Linked DNA regions of Homo sapiens: region 2 is linked to region 1. Evidence: read pairs that join two places in POLR2A ChIA-PET (ENCODE). Cell type or tissue: CD4-positive, alpha-beta T cell. All regions are shown on one strand. Each heading gives the region's core, and the rest is flanking DNA. Links, peaks and the distances in the headings are about the cores only. Region 1 has its middle 72 kb from the start of RIPOR2. Region 2 overlaps LOC105374981 (a long non-coding RNA gene).

What was found. ChIA-PET counts read pairs that join two places held together with the same protein. Peaks named below come from ENCODE experiments on the same cell type or tissue, not always from the same donor. Only the 100,000 strongest peaks of a DNase experiment are listed, where the experiment ranks them.
Region 2: POLR2A ChIA-PET joins it to region 1 with 9 read pairs; 11 of 35 experiments call an interaction of 5 or more read pairs at or near these places.

The regions. Positions count from the first base shown.
Region 1 is chr6:25,003,374-25,011,711 of GRCh38, reverse strand. It overlaps a transcript of RIPOR2 not described here. Among named protein-coding and RNA genes, the nearest start is that of RIPOR2, 72 kb to the right of the region's middle. RefSeq lists a silencer at 2,494-2,646. In CD4-positive, alpha-beta T cell, for the core only: no CTCF peak of the experiment used is centred there; DNase peaks (open chromatin) are centred at 2,151, 4,321 and 4,971; H3K4me3 peaks cover 797 bases; H3K27ac peaks cover 3,323 bases.
Region 2 is chr6:24,948,633-24,956,970 of GRCh38, reverse strand. It overlaps LOC105374981 (a long non-coding RNA gene), which reads right to left. Exons shown (of 3, transcript XR_007059514.1): 3 at 6,480-7,874. It also overlaps a transcript of RIPOR2 not described here. Among named protein-coding and RNA genes, the nearest start is that of RIPOR2, 17 kb to the right of the region's middle. In CD4-positive, alpha-beta T cell, for the core only: no CTCF peak of the experiment used is centred there; DNase peaks (open chromatin) are centred at 5,050 and 7,750; H3K4me3 peaks cover 3,387 bases; H3K27ac peaks cover 6,725 bases.

The sequences.
Region 1 (8,338 bases), core at 240-8,239:
GTGAGACAGGGCCATGCAGTCAATTTTTAGTAGTTAAGAACTTGCTTCCTTTTACTTATGCTCCAGCCTGTGCTTTATTAAAGAATATAAAAATATAAGAATGTAATCCCAAGAAACAATAAACTTTGCTTGGCTTCCCGATGTAACACCATCCAATTCCCCTCACACATTATAGTGTAACACAGGCCAACAGATAAAGTTTTCCTTTGTGGAAAAGCAGACTAAACTGTGGTTTGATGACTATGTGACATATTCTAGAGTTCAGATACAAGATCCAAAGTAATGTGGCAGTGATGCCTGGAGCCCTGTCAATCCCCGTGTCATCCCCAGTGTCTCACCAGAAGACTGGATCCTGGGAAACTGCTCCTTCTGGAGACTTCCTTTTGATTACAATGCACACACATATATGCACACATTATATACATGCACACACATATATACCTACATGTACATATACATATGTGGACATATATATAAACCCAATTCCTAATTTATAAAATTTATAAAATATTAAAACATGTAACCACCATTTCTGTTGGCATTCCTAGCCTCCCTCCACTGCTCATTGCCAAATTCTTCTTTTCCAATGAGTCATTGTAAAAACAAATTTTTTTTCATAGATTCTGTAGATGAAAAAGTGAAGAACAGGATGAAGTAACATGGGAAGATATTTGAAGGCAGAAGATATAAGGGACAGACTCAAGCAGGGTCCCAACTAGAGAGAACAACCTTTCCCAACCACCCAGGCAGAGAAGCCATTCTTTATCTGTGTCCCTATGCTACTTGCACACACTTCTAGTGTAGCACGCATGGGGATCATTTGTTGGCAGTGGTGTCTTCCCCTATAACCTATATGCTCCTCAAAGGCAAGAAGTCCATCTTATTTATTTTTGTATCTCATCCTGTCTAGTGTCCCTTGTAGCACCAGAGACCTAGCAAGCACTAAAAAAATGTTGGCTTAAGAAACGTTTACGGAGTGGAAGTGGAAGGAAATCTTTTCTTTCCTGCTTGCCTGAATAATATAGGATCTATAGCACAGGCTCCTACTTATAAAGCCCATATAAATCCTGGCGCTCCCATAGCCCAATCCTAGTATAGAGTTCTAGTCAAAAAATGCCATCTAACAAGAAAAAGTAATTTTAAAATAATTCTAATTTTCACTTGAATCTCTTGAAGGACACTGTCTCAGTTCATTTTGTTTTGCCCTAAAGGAAAAACTGTGTAATCTGTCAAGTAAAGAGGCTTATCTGGCTCATGGTTCCGCAGGCTGTACACGAAGCCTCGCACCAGCATCTGCATCTGGTGAAGGCGTCAGACTGCTTCCACTCAAGGCGGGAGGTGAAGGGGTGCCAGCTCTGTAGAGCTCATGGGGTGACAGAGGAGGAAAGGGGGAGGAAGGAGGGCCAGGCTCTTTCTAACAACCAGCTCTGGTGGGAAGAGGGGACTAATATAGTGATGATTCAATCATCCCCAGGGAGGGCACGAGACTGTTCATGAGGGATCTGTCCCCATGGCCAAACACCTCCATTAGGCCCCACCTCCAACATTGGGATTAAATTTTAACCTGAGGTTAATGGGGGACAAACATTCAAACTATAGCAAACATTAAAAAGAATTAAACTCATAACCTACTATAATACCTGTAAACATTTTCCATTTGCTTCCTCTCCAGTTTTCTCTTCTCTTGAAGCTGTTCTTGATCCTCTGTCTCTCTGAACTACTTCCTCCTAACTCTCTCCTGGAAGTTCTTCTGGGCATCCGTTCTCCCATGCTCTCCTGCCTCATGCCACACCACAGGGCCTTTCCTGCTGGCCACAAAACCCACTTGGCCCAGGGCAGTAGAAGGCTGTGTGGCCTCTTTGCTTGGAGACAGTTGAGTCCCCACCTCCACCCACAGGAAGTATCGTTCTTTCCTTATCCTGCTTTCCTCCCAAAAAATAATCATAAAGAATTTCTGGAATTCTATTATCTGTTAATATTACTTGTTATCTCATGAGTTAGATAGACTTTATGGGAGAGCTTGAAACTTGACCACCATTTAAAACACGGTTTCTGCGGGAAAGGCCACCATACATACTGAACCGCTGATTTACAAGCCAACTTTTGGAATACAACTTATTCATAAGCTGGGAGCCATCTGGGTGGTAACGAGCTTTGTGGTTTCTTCTTTTGGTTTCATGGTTTTGAATGAAGTTTGATCAAAGTTAAAATGGAGGAAACATTTCCTACGAATTCATTGGTATTTATCTGGCAGAAGTAAATATTTCTGGAGGAATATGGACTTCAGAATGGTAAGACGATTTCTAAGGGATTTCTCTTGTTTAATCGACCAAATTAACAACTCAGGCTGGAGTATTTAGGATTGAGTTACCAGAAAGAGGAAAGTGAATTCAGAGAAACTGCTAATCAAGATAAAGGTTGAAAGGCAGAGAAGCAAGGGATAAAGAACACTGTATTCTGTCTGACCTGCTTACAGAAGCAGGTCTTCTCCTGTTTTTGACACTGGTCTTAGTAAGCTCCTCTTCCCTTTGTGCTCCCTACTGCGAGGGGCTTGCCTTTCCCCACGAGACCAACATCACTCGCCCATGCTTTTGAAGCCAAGAGCAGTGGGATGCCACCAGCAAGACCCTGCATCAATTAGAGCTCCAGTCTCTGCTTTTGTTGCCTTCTCTGAGGTGAGGCAGCAGTCAGCATGGACAAGAGCCATCCTGCATCAGTGTCCTGGCTTCATCCCTAACAAGCTACATGAGCTCAAGCAAGCTATTGACCTCTCCCTGCTTAGTTTCCCAATATACCAAGTGGAAAGTAGCACCTGCTGAACTGCCAAGAACAGTGCTTCTCAACCCTGGCACTTCCCTAGAGGGAATGGAAGGAGACCCACAAATGCCAATGGCTCCTCCAGAGCCATCATCTTGCCTATCTCCTCATCAAATTTCCTTGGCATCCTGACCAATTTCTACCACTTTTATTCTTGGAGCAGATGTCAGAGAGGCCACTTTCTTTGGAAATCATCTCCTGCTCCCTTTCATATCTGAAATCTCTTATTGTATTGGTGTCCTATTGCTACTGTAACAAATTACCCAAAATATAGTGGCTTAAAACAGTGTAATTTTATTATGTTTTATAGGCCAGAAGTCCAAGTCTTATAGGCCAGAAGTCCAAAATGGATCTTACAAGGCTTAACTCAAAGGCTGCATTCCCCTCAAGGCTTGGAGCCTGTTTCCTTGCCTTTTCCAGCTTCTAGAGCCACCTTCGCTTGTGGCCACAGCATTTCAGCCTTTGCCACTGTCCTCACATCTCTTTCTCTGACTGACCCCTCTTATGGGGACCCTTTTGAGTACATCAGGCCCTCCTGCATGATCCAGGGCCATCTCCCCATCTCAAGACCCTTAACTTAGCTGGGCACGGTGGCTCACGCCTGTAATCCCAGCACTTTGGGAGGCCGAGGCGGGTGTCTCACGAGGTCAGGAGTTCGAGATCAGCTTGACCAACATGGTTGAAAAAAAAAATGCTTAACTTAATTATATCTGCAAAGTCCCTTTCACCATGCAGTTCTAGAGACTAGCATGTGGATGTGTTTGGGGGACCATCATTCAGCTACCATGCTTGTCTTGGCATCACAGTAAAACATGAGGCAGATTCTTACTACTGATTTTAATAAAAATAGTTTTAAAATATTTTTAAAAAATAAAAATAAGGCAGAAACAGTTCCATTTGACATTTTCATTGGAGGTATTTCCAGTGTTTCCAGCATTGGTTGCCTGGGATGATGCCACTAAACATGATAGGAAATAGAGGTCGGGGGCAAACTAGGGGTGAGGGCAGGTGGGGCTACAGCATGCTTATTTGTTGGTATGTTGTGTTTGAGGTCCCTCCCGGATATCAATGTAGAAATGTCTACAGCAGTTGGAAGAACAGCTCTGGGGCCGGGGAGAAAAGCCTGGGCATGGATGTAAATGTGGAGTTATTGACAGAGATGATACAGTTGAAGCCATGGGGGTGCCTAAGATCACCGAGAAGGAAGATGGGGAGGGCAGGAAGGAAGGGCCAAGAGTGCAAGGTGTCTGGGGAAGAAGAATAAGGTCAGAGAGCACAGGACTTTTAGAGAGGCCAAAGGAAAATGAAGTAACAATTATAAAGATAATAATTGCCTGCATATTGGTAAAGTGAAACTTCATTTGATCATATCTTGCTTATTATGTACATAGGGAAAACCCACTCATTTTATTTATGGTAACATTTTTCAGTATGTCACATTCACAAAATTGACCAAGTGAGGATTTGTCATAGTATTGAGCGCCCGTGGTGGAGCAGGCAGTGTCAGTGATGAGAATGTGAAAATGAATCAGCAGGTCCTTTGTGCTCACTTCTTCAACCCACAGGATAAGACCAACAATATCAGAGAAGTTACCTCCTCTGAGAAGCAGGCCACTACTCAGGTGGACTAGAAGATCCAGCTTACCGTGTAGACACAGAATAGCCTCTGTTCATGGTATTTTGCCTTTAATAGGCTTTTCTTTATCTATTGAAGATATTAAGATACTGGCCATTCTCTCCAGCAGTATTAAGAAGACTAATAATAATAATAACAAAAGTCCATGTCACCATAGCCAAAACAGAAAACAGAGCAGAAACTTGGTGAAGTTAATCAAATAATTGCTGCAGGCCCTTGGTTATGGAGAACTCTCCCTGCTTTTGGTTGAGCAAGAGACCCTCCCAGAGCCTGGCACTGGGATTCCCACAGCGTTCCATTCCAGAGCCACAGGGTCCCAGCAGGCACACCACACAGCATTTGAGTTCCAGCTCCTCTAGGCTTTCAGCCATGGCACAGTTTGTTTGTTTTTCCCCAAAGCAAAGTGCTGCCTGGCAGCTGAAAAGAGTGCATGTTTCCTCTTTCTCAACCTGGCTTCTTATATAGCTGTGCTATATTTGGCAGCTCAGTCTTACTTCCTATTCCAAATGCTTCCTCTTCCTGTGGGGAGAATTCTCAGAACTCTCGTGGCTCTGGTAGGTGTTATCAAAAACTTGTGCAAGGCCACTTGGTGGTACAGTCCGTACTCCACAGAGCCACCTCCCAGCTCAGTGACTCACCTGTGCCTGGAGGACACAGGGGATGAACTCTTCAAAAAAAGAACAGAGAGTTCCAGGACACCTTTCACTTGAATTGTGATGAAGGTTTAATAATGAACAAAAGCAGAGGGAGATTGGAATTTGTGGGGGTGAGGTGGCAAGAGAGATTTGAAAAGACAGATGAGACTTTAAGGCCTGAAGACAAATACAATTTATTCCTCAAAGAAAAAGTAGTAATTATTTGTTTGAGATCTATCTTCCCCTGTAGACTATAAGAATCATGAGAACCATGAGAGGCCATGCCATTTTTTGTGCATTGTTTTAACTCTAGTAAAGTGCTGGCTGGTATTATAGTAGGTGCTCAATTAATGTTTATTGAACAAATGAATAAACGAATGAATGAAGGCAGAAAGAGGCATGAGCATTGAAAAGTAATCCTTTAAAAACATGTGTTGGTATATGGAAAGAGAAAGAAAAACTGTATACATGTTAACAGTATTTATTTCTGAGTGGAGGGATTAGAGAGTATTCTAATTGTTTTCCTTTTATGATTTTCTGTTGTAGTCTCATTTTCCTATAATGATTTCTCATGCCTGTTTAACAGAAATATTTTAAAGTAAGGATTCAAAATTTAAAAAGCCTGGAAGGAAATATATAAACCTTAGAGCAGCTTTTGTGCTGGGCATAGAATTGTAGAGTTTTATTTTATTTTCTGAATGTTCTATTGCTTTCATCATCTGAGAACACTTTTGAAACGAACAAGTTAGTGAGTCACCATGGCAGGAGAGCACTATTGTAGGAGGGCTGGGATCCCAGAGCTCAGTGATCATGAAGAAAATGTCAAGTTAAACAGGAGAAGAAGGTGATGTATATAATGGCATATCTTTTGATCGGTAAATGTATATATATATATATATATATATATATATATATATATATATATATATCTCCATAGGGATTTTATTTTTGAAACACCCCTTGGAAATACCTGCCACATTCACCAGAAGCTAAATAGGTCCTGCATAATTTCTTCATTCCCACTTGTGAGAGACTATGTCTCTGACTTTGTTCACAGTTAAGGATAATTTTTTTTCATTGACTAAGATGAGACATAGATTTCTTATGCTTCTTTCAAATGAAAACTTATAAATACCGGCTATTTAGGGATATTTTACAATTGCACAGGTAGGAAAATCAGAACACAAAATATCATTGTTGTATAGATGCTCTGCAGGTCTGTGCAGGTCGCTCTATGACACTTATGGATTAATGGGGAGTTTTGTCTGGTAAATTGATTTGTAATCTGCTGGAGAAACATTTTGAGCTGTATTTGGTTTGATTAAGGTGGAACCTAGTCTAAATCTACGGACAACCCGGTCAGAGTCAGCCTCGTAGATGAAAACCCCAGGGCCTCCTTCAACCTCTGGTGACCACAACAGTGTGAAGTGTTACTGCAGGAGTAGCCACTCCAATCCTGTTAGCTCTGCCAGATAGGGAAATAGGCAGAGAAATTCTCCTGGTGCAAAGCTATCAGCTGTAGCTTAAGGGTGAAAGAATTCACTAATTAATACCATGATGTTGGGGGTAATAGAATGGATGACACAGCAGAGTGTGTGTGTGTGTGTGTGTGTGTGTGTGTGTGTGTGTGTGTGTGTAGCCTATTTGAATACATTTGGGGTACTAGCTTTTGATTCAGATCATAACATATTTGGATGGTTGGAATTAAAACAATGGGGAATTAAAATGTGAGAATACTAAAGTACCTTAAGGAAGGAACTGGAAAAATGTTTGTCTCCCTTCAAAGACAGCAGATTTACATGCACACACGTGCGCATGCACACATACATACAAACACACACACACACAAACTAGATGCCAGTAAAACAAAACAAAACAAAACAAAAAAATGGCATGGCTTCTCTCCAAAAACAACCCATACAAACTCTAAAAGGGCATCCTTCAGTTTTCTGCCTCCAGTTCGGGACAAATAGTCCCTCAGCAGCCCCTTGCATAATGGGATCTCTCTGATTGGCCTGCTGAGCAGGGATCCCTGGCTTCTTGAGTCCTGATGCTGGCTACTGTCAAATCAGTGCTGTTTGCAGGCACTCATCTCCCTTCTTGGCAGGAGAAAACCTGGAGAGGAGGCGACAAGGTGGAGAAAAATCCAGTACAGGGGGTGAATGGTGAACATAAAGGAGAAGCTGTTACCCTCTCCAGGCCAAGGAGAACTGCTGTGGAAATGCTACACTGTGACCAAGCAGTAGGGATTATGAGGTATACAGAGACTTTTTTTAACTTGCATCTGATTGTGTGATATTTAGTTACATGACTTTGGTGGTCTAAAGCCTGTCTGTGCCTTGTTCTTTTTTTCCATATCCATCATTCAACAATCGGATCCTATGAGTTATTCCATTTTAATTTCCATCTTTCACTGAGTTTGGGTATCATTGTGGTTGTTAGGTATTTTAGCCAGATTTAGTGCTTTTTTGAGGTATTCAGAAACTGTCTATAAGTCTCAGGAAGTTGAGACAATGAACATGTCACAACCATAATATCCCTTGGTTTGTTTCTACTCAGTTACTCCTTTTCACTGTGGGCTGCTCAAATCCCCTCCAGATGCACTATTGTGTGTTTAGGACATATAAAATACCACTAGAGCTGCTTCCATTTGTACTTTATTCACACAGTGACATGACAAATGAAAGAAGAGTGGTAAATGGTCATAACTGAACTGGGGTCAGATTTATTAGACTATTTTTAACATACGAATTCAAAAATACTATTTGAACAAGTAAGTATCTGAAGTTTGCACTTACCTGTTGGAAAAGCTAAGACTGGAACGCATTCTACTGAAAATATAAAAAAGTTAGGCTTGGAATAAGAGGTAATGCTACCTTTAAAGGAGATTTTAGGCCAGGCATGGTGGCTCATGTTTGTAATGCCAGCACTTTGGGAGGCCAAGGTGGGCAGATAGCTTGAGCCCAGAAGGTGGAGACCAGACTGGGCAACATAGTAAGACCCCGTCTCCACCAAAAAATAGAAAAATTACCCAGGTGTGGTGGTGCACGCATGTAGTCCCAGCTACTTGGGAGGCTGAGGTGCAAGGATCACTTGAGCCCAGGGAGGTTGAGGCTACACTGAGCCATGACTGCGCCACTGCACTCCAGTCTGGGCAACAGAATGAGATCCTGTCTCGAAAAGAAGAAAAAGGAGATGATAATAATAATAATAATAATAATAATAATAATAATAATAATGTGTTAATTCT
Region 2 (8,338 bases), core at 93-8,092, 55 kb after region 1:
GGTTGTTCAATAAATAAAACTTGGATCATTTGTTAACCATTTGGAAAAAACCTGAAGTGAGAATCCACCCACAGCAAAAACAAAAGTAATTCTACGTGCAACTGGTAATCGAAAGAGAAAATCTTAAAAGAACTACAAGAAAACAAAACAATGTTTATCTGATTCTGAGCTAGAGTAGATATTTGCAAGCAAGGCACAGAGAGCAAGATTTATTGATGTGGAAAGACGTTCCCTATAAATTGAGAGCTGTACAGATGAGTTATTAAAACTCCAGCCTCTGCGGCAGACTGCCTAGGTCCATAGCCCACCTCTACCGCTTAAAAACTTCAAACAGATTACTTAAATTCCTTAGGCCTCAGTTTCCTCATCTAGAAAGTGGGGATTATCATAATAATTACAACTACCTAGCGTGTCATGAGGATTAAATGAAATATTTGCATATCACAAATGATATAGAATGATATCTGACTGAACTTATTTTTATTAAATTTATATAAAAATTATGTCAGCTCATCATATCTCAGAGGTAAGATGATAAGTATTTAAGTTTTTCTCCCTTTTAACAAAAGTCTAATGGTTTCACAATAAGCATACACTGCTTTTAAAATAAGGAAAAAGTTATTTTTAACCTAAAAAATCATCTTAAAATCTCAGTGTAGAATATTTGTAGTCATGCAAAAATATTTATGATCTATTGTAAGAGGGAAAAAGAGATTTATGAGATAGCATGTGCGGAATAATTTCAATTGTGTAAAAATACTTATTTAATGTGCAGAGACACACAATCATGTGTGGAAAAAACAAAGAATCTACAATGCCAGCAGTAATTGTCTCTTAATGTTTGAGTTACATGTGATTTTTATTTTCTTCTTTGTGTCTTTCATATTTCCTAACATTTTCAATATGGATATGATTAATTACAAAACCAGAGAAAAGTTGTAATTTTTTTTTTTTTTTTTTTGAGACAGAGTCTCACTCTGTCGCCCAGGCTGGAGTGCGGTTGCTGCAATCTTGGCTCACTGCAACCTCCGCCTCCCAGGTTCAAGCAATTCTCCTGCCTCAGCCTCCCAAGTAGCTGGGATTACAGGCACCTGCCACCACACCTGGCTAATATTTTTTTGTATTTTTAGTAGAGACAGGGTTTCATCATGTTGGCCAGGCTGGTTTCGAACTCCTGACCTCAAGTGATCTACCCACCTCAGCCTCTCAAAGTGCTGGGATTACAGCCGTGAGCCACTGCACCAGGCTTGTAATTTTTTTTTTTTTTTTTTTGAAGGAGCAGCATGGACCTTAGACGGAGTAAGAGATAGGTTTTCAACTATAACAGAGGGGAAGAAAAGAAACTGCAGATTTAAAAGCGGAAGAGAAGAAAGTAAGAGAGTCATGCTTGATGGTCTATATTTTCTCTGAAATAGGAGGTGAGATAGGGAGAATGGTTTAAGCTTTGAAATAGTGGGGGGAGGAATGAAAAAGGGCTAACTAGAGATCTTTTTTAAAAATTGTGAGCAGGGGTGAGGGGCCTACTGTGTTTTAAAACTAACTTAATATTGTGTGAGCTGTGAGCCTTCTGTCCCCCAGGGCTCAGATGCCCCGGTCTAGGATATGGAGACAGATTAATCCAAGGCTGATGAGAGGTTACAAAGAAAATATGCCACGCATAGCGGAAGATCTGGAAGGTTCTAAGCCAAAATATTAACAGTGCTTATTTCTGGCTCTTGGGACTATGGTTGGATTTTAAACTTCCTTTTTAAATCTTACTTGCTTTATTTACAATGGACAGGTATTATAAATTGATAAATTTTTTGACAAAAAATTAAAATGCAAACAATACAAGCAAACATATAGAAGTAAACTCTCCTCCCAAAATATCTAATCCAGAGATAACATCCTTGTTCACATTTTGGCCAACATCCTTTCCTCTAAGCACATCTACACATACTCAGTATATATGTCATTACCTGTTCTACAAATCAGGATATATAAACGGCCACAACTCTTAATTCTTTTACTATTTGTTCATGTCCATATATACCACATTAGGAAGAATGCCCTAAGTGCTGCACAGCCACCAAAATGTCTAAGAATCTCAAAGACTTTCTCATTCTAGAAGGCATACATTTTATTATCAATGCTAGGACTCTTGGGAATGAGAATACGTTATTAATCCAACGTGTGCTGTTTATTTCTTTGCCATGAGAAGCCACTATTAAAGACGGGGCCTAAGGCTGAGTGCAGTGGTTCACACCTGTCATCTCAGCATTTTGGGAGGCTGAGGCAGAAGGATCACTTGAGCTCAGGAGTTCGAGACCAGCCTGAGCAATATAGTGAGATATTGTCTCTACAAAAAATTTGCCAGGCATGGTGACACATGCCTGTAGTCCCAGCTACCTGGGAGGCTGAGACAGGAGAAACGCTTAAGCCTGGGAGGTTAAGGCTGCACTGAGCCATGATAACACCACTGCATTCCAAGCTGGGCAACAGAGTGAGACCCTGTCTCAAAAAAAAAAAAAAAAAGGAGAGAGAGACTGGGCCTGCACAGTTCACCAGGTGTGATTCCTGTGTTGCAGCGGCAGTCACTGGTCACCAATCCTCACCTGCCCTGCTGTGTTTCTCAGCTTGGGCTTCAAAGTTGGAGTTCTCCCTTCTAAAGTCAACATTCTGCCAAGGATCATAATTGTGCCAGGGTGTTTGTATCTGAAGACACTGACTAGCGATAAGAGAAAATATTCAGGAATAGGGAGGTCCACTTGCTAAATGCAAACCAGCCTGCCTCTGAGCATCCTCAGGTGCTTCTGTTGAGTCCAAGTTACCAACCCGCCCTCCAGGTAATTTTATTTAGGGCTCTGTATTAGTATGCTTGGGCTGCCATAACAAAATAGCCCTGGTGGCTTCAACAACAGAAATGTATTTCATCACAATTCTTGGGGCTAGAAGTCCAAGATCATCAATGTTCCAGCTGTAAGAAGAAAGCATATCCTTCTTTCCCATCACTAGGTTCATGACTGAGGCTCCAATAACAAAGGACCGATTAACAAGAGAAAAGCAGACAAATTTAATGAACGTAAGTTTTACATGACAGGGGAGCCTTTAGAAATGAAGACTCAAAGAAACAGAGAAGCTTGTGTATTTTTATGCTTAGGTTTGATGACGAGGAGACAGTCATGCAGATGTATGATTGGACAAAGGGATCATCTAATGTTCATAAACTGGGGGAATGTTTTGAAGACTGTTCAGATTCTTCTTTGTGTCTTTGTGTCTTCAGAAATAAGGGTCTACCATTCCTCCAGGTATAGGGAAGGTACTTCTCAAATGAAAGCCTTGTGACCCGCTTCAGCAGAGAAGGATGAGGGAAAGGTGAGAGCGACCTTCTTGCTTCTGCTGTTTTCTCAAATGCCAAGGTACCACACTTTGAAGTAGCATGGCCTGAACCCCATCTCAGCTGATTCGCTTTCTGGTGAGAGCTCTCTTCCTGGCTTGCAGGAAGCTGCCTTCTCATTATGTCCTCACATGGTCTTTCTGTGGGGCACACACCTGGAGAGAGAGAGGGCTCTCCAGTGTCTCTTCTATAAGGACACTAATCTTATCAGATCAGGGCCCCACACTTATGATTTCATTTAACCTTAATTTTTTTTGGGGGGGGGCAGAGTTTTGCTCTTGTTGCCCAGGCTGCAATTCAATGGCACAATATCGGCTCACCGCAACCTCTGCCTCCCGGGTTCAAGAGAGTCTCCTGTCTCAGCCTCCCAAGTAGCTGGGATTACAGGCATGCACCACCATGCCTGGCTAATTTTGTATTTTTAGTAGAGACGGGGTTTCTCCATGTTGGTCAGGCTGGTCTTGAACTCCTGACCTCAGGTGATCCGCCCGCTTTGACCTCCCAAAGTGCTGGGATTACAGGCATGAGCCACCACACCCAGCCATAACCTTCATTATTAATACTTCCTTACTCCAAATACAGCCACACTGGGGATTAGGACTTCTATATATGAAATTCGGGGAGACACATACATTCAGTGCATAACAGGTTCTCACTGTGCTTCCCACTAATTCTATGCCCAGCACTTTCCCCTACTGCGTTATCACATTAACTATATGGCTACTCCTTATTTACATGTGTATGTTATTCTTTCTAGATTTAAAAAAGACTTTTGTAAAGCAAACAGCATACATTGTTTCTTTCTGTCTAGTGGTGTGCTGGAGTCAGCACATACCTGCTTATGAGAGCCAGTTGTTAGTTTCAGAAATGTTGTGAGCTGTTTGTTAAAACAGCCATGATTTAAAATTAAATTATATAAGTGTGCAATTAAATAAATTACATTTAAAACAATGCTAATAAATACTCAATACTCATCAGCTCCTCATTACTACCTTTTATTATTATCTGTGCACTGGAGGTTATTTACATCGATTGTATCTGGTTGGTGGAAATGGTGTGCTACTGTGCATCTCTTCCCAACTTTGCTTCAATGATGTTGCATTAGTAGCTTGAAATTAGTCATGGTGGGAGTATTAGCACTATGAAAATCCATAAGCACTGCAAATCAGCTCCCTTACCTCAGAGCTAGTTATTTAGTTTTTACCAGCATACTACTCGCAGTCTATATCCCCAGCAGCCAACATGACAGGATCCCCAGTAAATGCTGTCTGACTGGCTGGATGAATGGATGGATGATAGGAAAGAATAATAGAGAGAGAGCAGTAGAGATTAGGTGACAGGAATAACAGCTGGCAGAGGATGTTGGCTAGGTGGGGCATTTACTATTCTGCGCTTTACCTTGCAGCCTACCCAGCCAACAACCTCAGTTGTTCTATTTCCTTCTTTGTGGGTTTCTCATGTTGTGTTCTTACACATTGTGCAAAAGAGTGCAATATAGTACAGAAAAAATGTGGTCATCCTATGTTGCTCCATCGCATTTCAAAAGAGGTATAAATTTTACATTCTGGTTCATTCCACTGGAGACAGTGGTGTGGCAATGTCCACTGCAGAATACAGGAAGCCCCACATTTACAATTCACTACATATTTACGACTACTGTGGATCCAGCGGAAGGTAAGCAGGGTGGGGTCCTGTTGTGGCAAGGTAGTCTTTACCACAAGTTCCGTTCTCATATGCCCTCATCCCAGTGTGTAGAAAGAAAGGAGAACTAAATATTGCTGCCAAAGCTGATTATTCTGTGAATTAGGGACCAGTGAAAAAATCCTACCCAGAAAATGCCAGAAGCAAGGTCTGGATTTCTTTTTCTCACCAAACCTTTAAAAACTCCGCCCCACCAACCATGACATTTCCTTTGTACCAGTTTTTAATGTTCCTATGAAGTGCCTTACACAGTTTTCTTTTAGCGCATGTAAACAGGAGAGAAACTGGGAAAAACAACTAGAGTAGCAGAAGCGTGAGGCAAAGGAACTGGAAAGAAAGTGATGGAGAAACATTTATTGTTATAAGCACAGTTGCTTCGGAATTCTCTTTAAGCTGCTTTTGAAGGGATCCTTTTACGGAAGTCTTATCTTTGTCAACAAAATTTGAAGACCCCCTATTCCATTAGTTGGCAGACAACACCATGCAAAGACAGCGATTCGACTGCAAAACTCATGAATGAGCTGATTAATTTACGTGAGAAAATGTCTATTTGCCCCTCTCTTACAAAAAACCTGGGGGCTGCAGCACTTAGAAGACAACACAAGTTCTCCTGAGCATAAAAACCATAATCAGGCTCTGTGTAATGGTAGTTCCTCTGCCTAATATTGGGAGGTAGAGCAAAGGTCACTGTAGGGCAGAGTGTTCCGATCACCCTGACACCTGTGACCTGGTGACCACCCACTACTCTCTCAGGTGTCATTCTACCACTTCCATGTTGATATGAACTTCTAAAGTCTCTGATCGCTCTTGCCTAGAGAACTTCTGGAAATCAATGAAGTCATTGATTTTTAAAATGTCTGGAACATTGATTTCTATCAGGCCTCACGCAAAGATCTTGGCTGACCTTTGTCTTCTAGGATGTCGCAGTCTAGCAGGGCATGCTGCCTTCAAAACTGACACACAAGACCTAGATCCTGTGGCTGCAAGTCTAATGCCTGGACTGTGTTCTATGGTACTGCAGAGGTCAGCAGAGAAAATAAAAGATTTGAGAAATCAGCACTAAAGCAGCAAACCCTATGCACCCAACCCCATCCACCTCGCCTGTTAGATAGCTGCACTTTAGGCTTGTTTAAATGAATATATTTTCTTTTTGTTCAGATGGAACAGTTCAGTCATCCCTGTAAGAACTTTCTGGCATAGGTTTCCACAGGTTTGACTCACTGGCTCTTCAAAAGTGTTTTGGCTTGCTCCGGTGACCCTGCCATGTTTCATGTCCCCTACTGCCCATTCACTTAGATTCCTTGTCCTTAATCTCTGCATCAGTAAAGTGAGGACAGACACACTGAGCTCCCTTTTACTTCGTAAGGAAAACAGAAGGATAAGCCACACATACTCCCAAGTATCTTAGGGAAAATGTGCCTTTATTGTCATTAATATTGTCATCATAAAGTAAACCATGAGATTACAGGATTGTGCAAGAGTGAATGCAGAGCCCAAATTTTTCCAAGGGTGAATAAAGGATGGTTGAATAGGAGGGAGGGAGGGAGGAAGAAAAGAGAAAGAATCTTGCATTTAAGACAAGCATTGCCAACTTTCTGCCTTCACAGAGTGATCTGGCCCAAGCAAGTACTTGACAGGATTATTATTATCAGATAATACCTATAATCAGCAATACCATATTACTTTTGCATAAAGTTTTTACTAGAAACCATCCAATGAAACACTACTAGGTGCTCTTCCAGGAACATTTGATACTCAGCACCTTGGTTCATAGCAGCACCGGGCATTTATACTACCCTGTAAATAGCAACAACTGAACTACATGGATGCAACAGGCAGCTGGTTGCATTTGCAACGTTTTTGACACTAGGTCATCTCTAGGATGAGCAGTGAATATAGTGAGAGAGTGGAGCCACCCCTTCCCCGCTCTGCTTCCTCCACCTCACTCACTCACAATACTTAACAACTCTCCTATTTGGTACTTTGTTAAAACTTTGGATGAAATTTCATAAGAAAATAATTCACCCAGAATTCTAACATTTCTCCAGGGGCTGCCCCTTCCAGGTGGTGGGCTATAGCACCCAGGGGCTTTCCCTGAGGGACAAGGAGCTAGGCCCTGGTGAACTCTTGCTAACCAGCTTCAGATCTCTGAGGGGCCACTTCTTCACCTCAGGGTGGCTAGTGAGCCCTGCGCCCCATTGCCACCATGGGTTTCCATGATATTAGAAGATGGGAATATAATATTTATACTGTTTTTGGCATTTGCCAAGTCCCCACTGGAAAAAGCAAGCTGGCATACCTTTATTTACTCCTGCCCATTTTCTCCAAGGTTGCTTAGAGTCCCCAGAAAGCTGGCCCAACCTACCTATTTCACGAAACCTGACCCTAAAGATGTCCTGAAAAGCCCTGAGACCCTTCACGTGCAGAGGCTGAGAGGGCAATCTAATGACTCTACTGCTGAATTTGCAAGGATACGGGTTTATAACCGTTGGTAAGGTGAGAAGTCTCTAAAATCTGCTGTAAAAACACCTTTTAAAGGCTTCAACCTCGTGATACTTTCATGAGGTTTGAGTTCTGGGTTTTGCTTCTTGTTTTTTGGAGAGCTGGCGGCTTTCTGCTCCCCTCCCTCTTGAAACTATGGTGTTTCTATCTTCTTGCTTTCTCCTCCTCTGGCCCCCAGCATTTTCCTTGGTCTACACCCTTGTTTGTAAGTCTTGGTTCACTGCCTTCAGCGCTGTTTGTGGTCTCAGAGAGGATGGGTGGCGCTTTTCAAATTGTTGTCACACCAGATATGGTTCTAAGAAAAGGAAAAAAAAAGATACTATTTGAAGAGTTAAGGAGGAGAGAGTGACATGGATGTACAGAGATGAAATGAGCCCTGGATTGTTTTTGACACCTAAGAGAAGTCAGGGAACAGGGACAAGAGGGAGAGGGTTGGAGAGAGGAGGAAAAGGGGCCAGAACCAGTGCCTCAGAAGCTTGACCCATTGGTCGTTACAAAGTTTCCCTGTGGTCAACCTGAACTGACATTTAAAAGGCAAAAAAATGTTTGAAATAGGAGAGTGGCTGGGCGTGGTGCCTCACGCCTGTAATCCCAGCACTTTGGGAGGCCAAGGTGAGCGGATCACCTGAGGTCGGGAGTTTGAGACCAGCCTGACCAACATGGAGAAACCCCATCTCTACTAAAAATACAAAATTAGCTGGATGTGGTGGCTCATGCCTGTAATCCCAGCTACTCGGAAGGCTGAGGCAAGAGAATCTC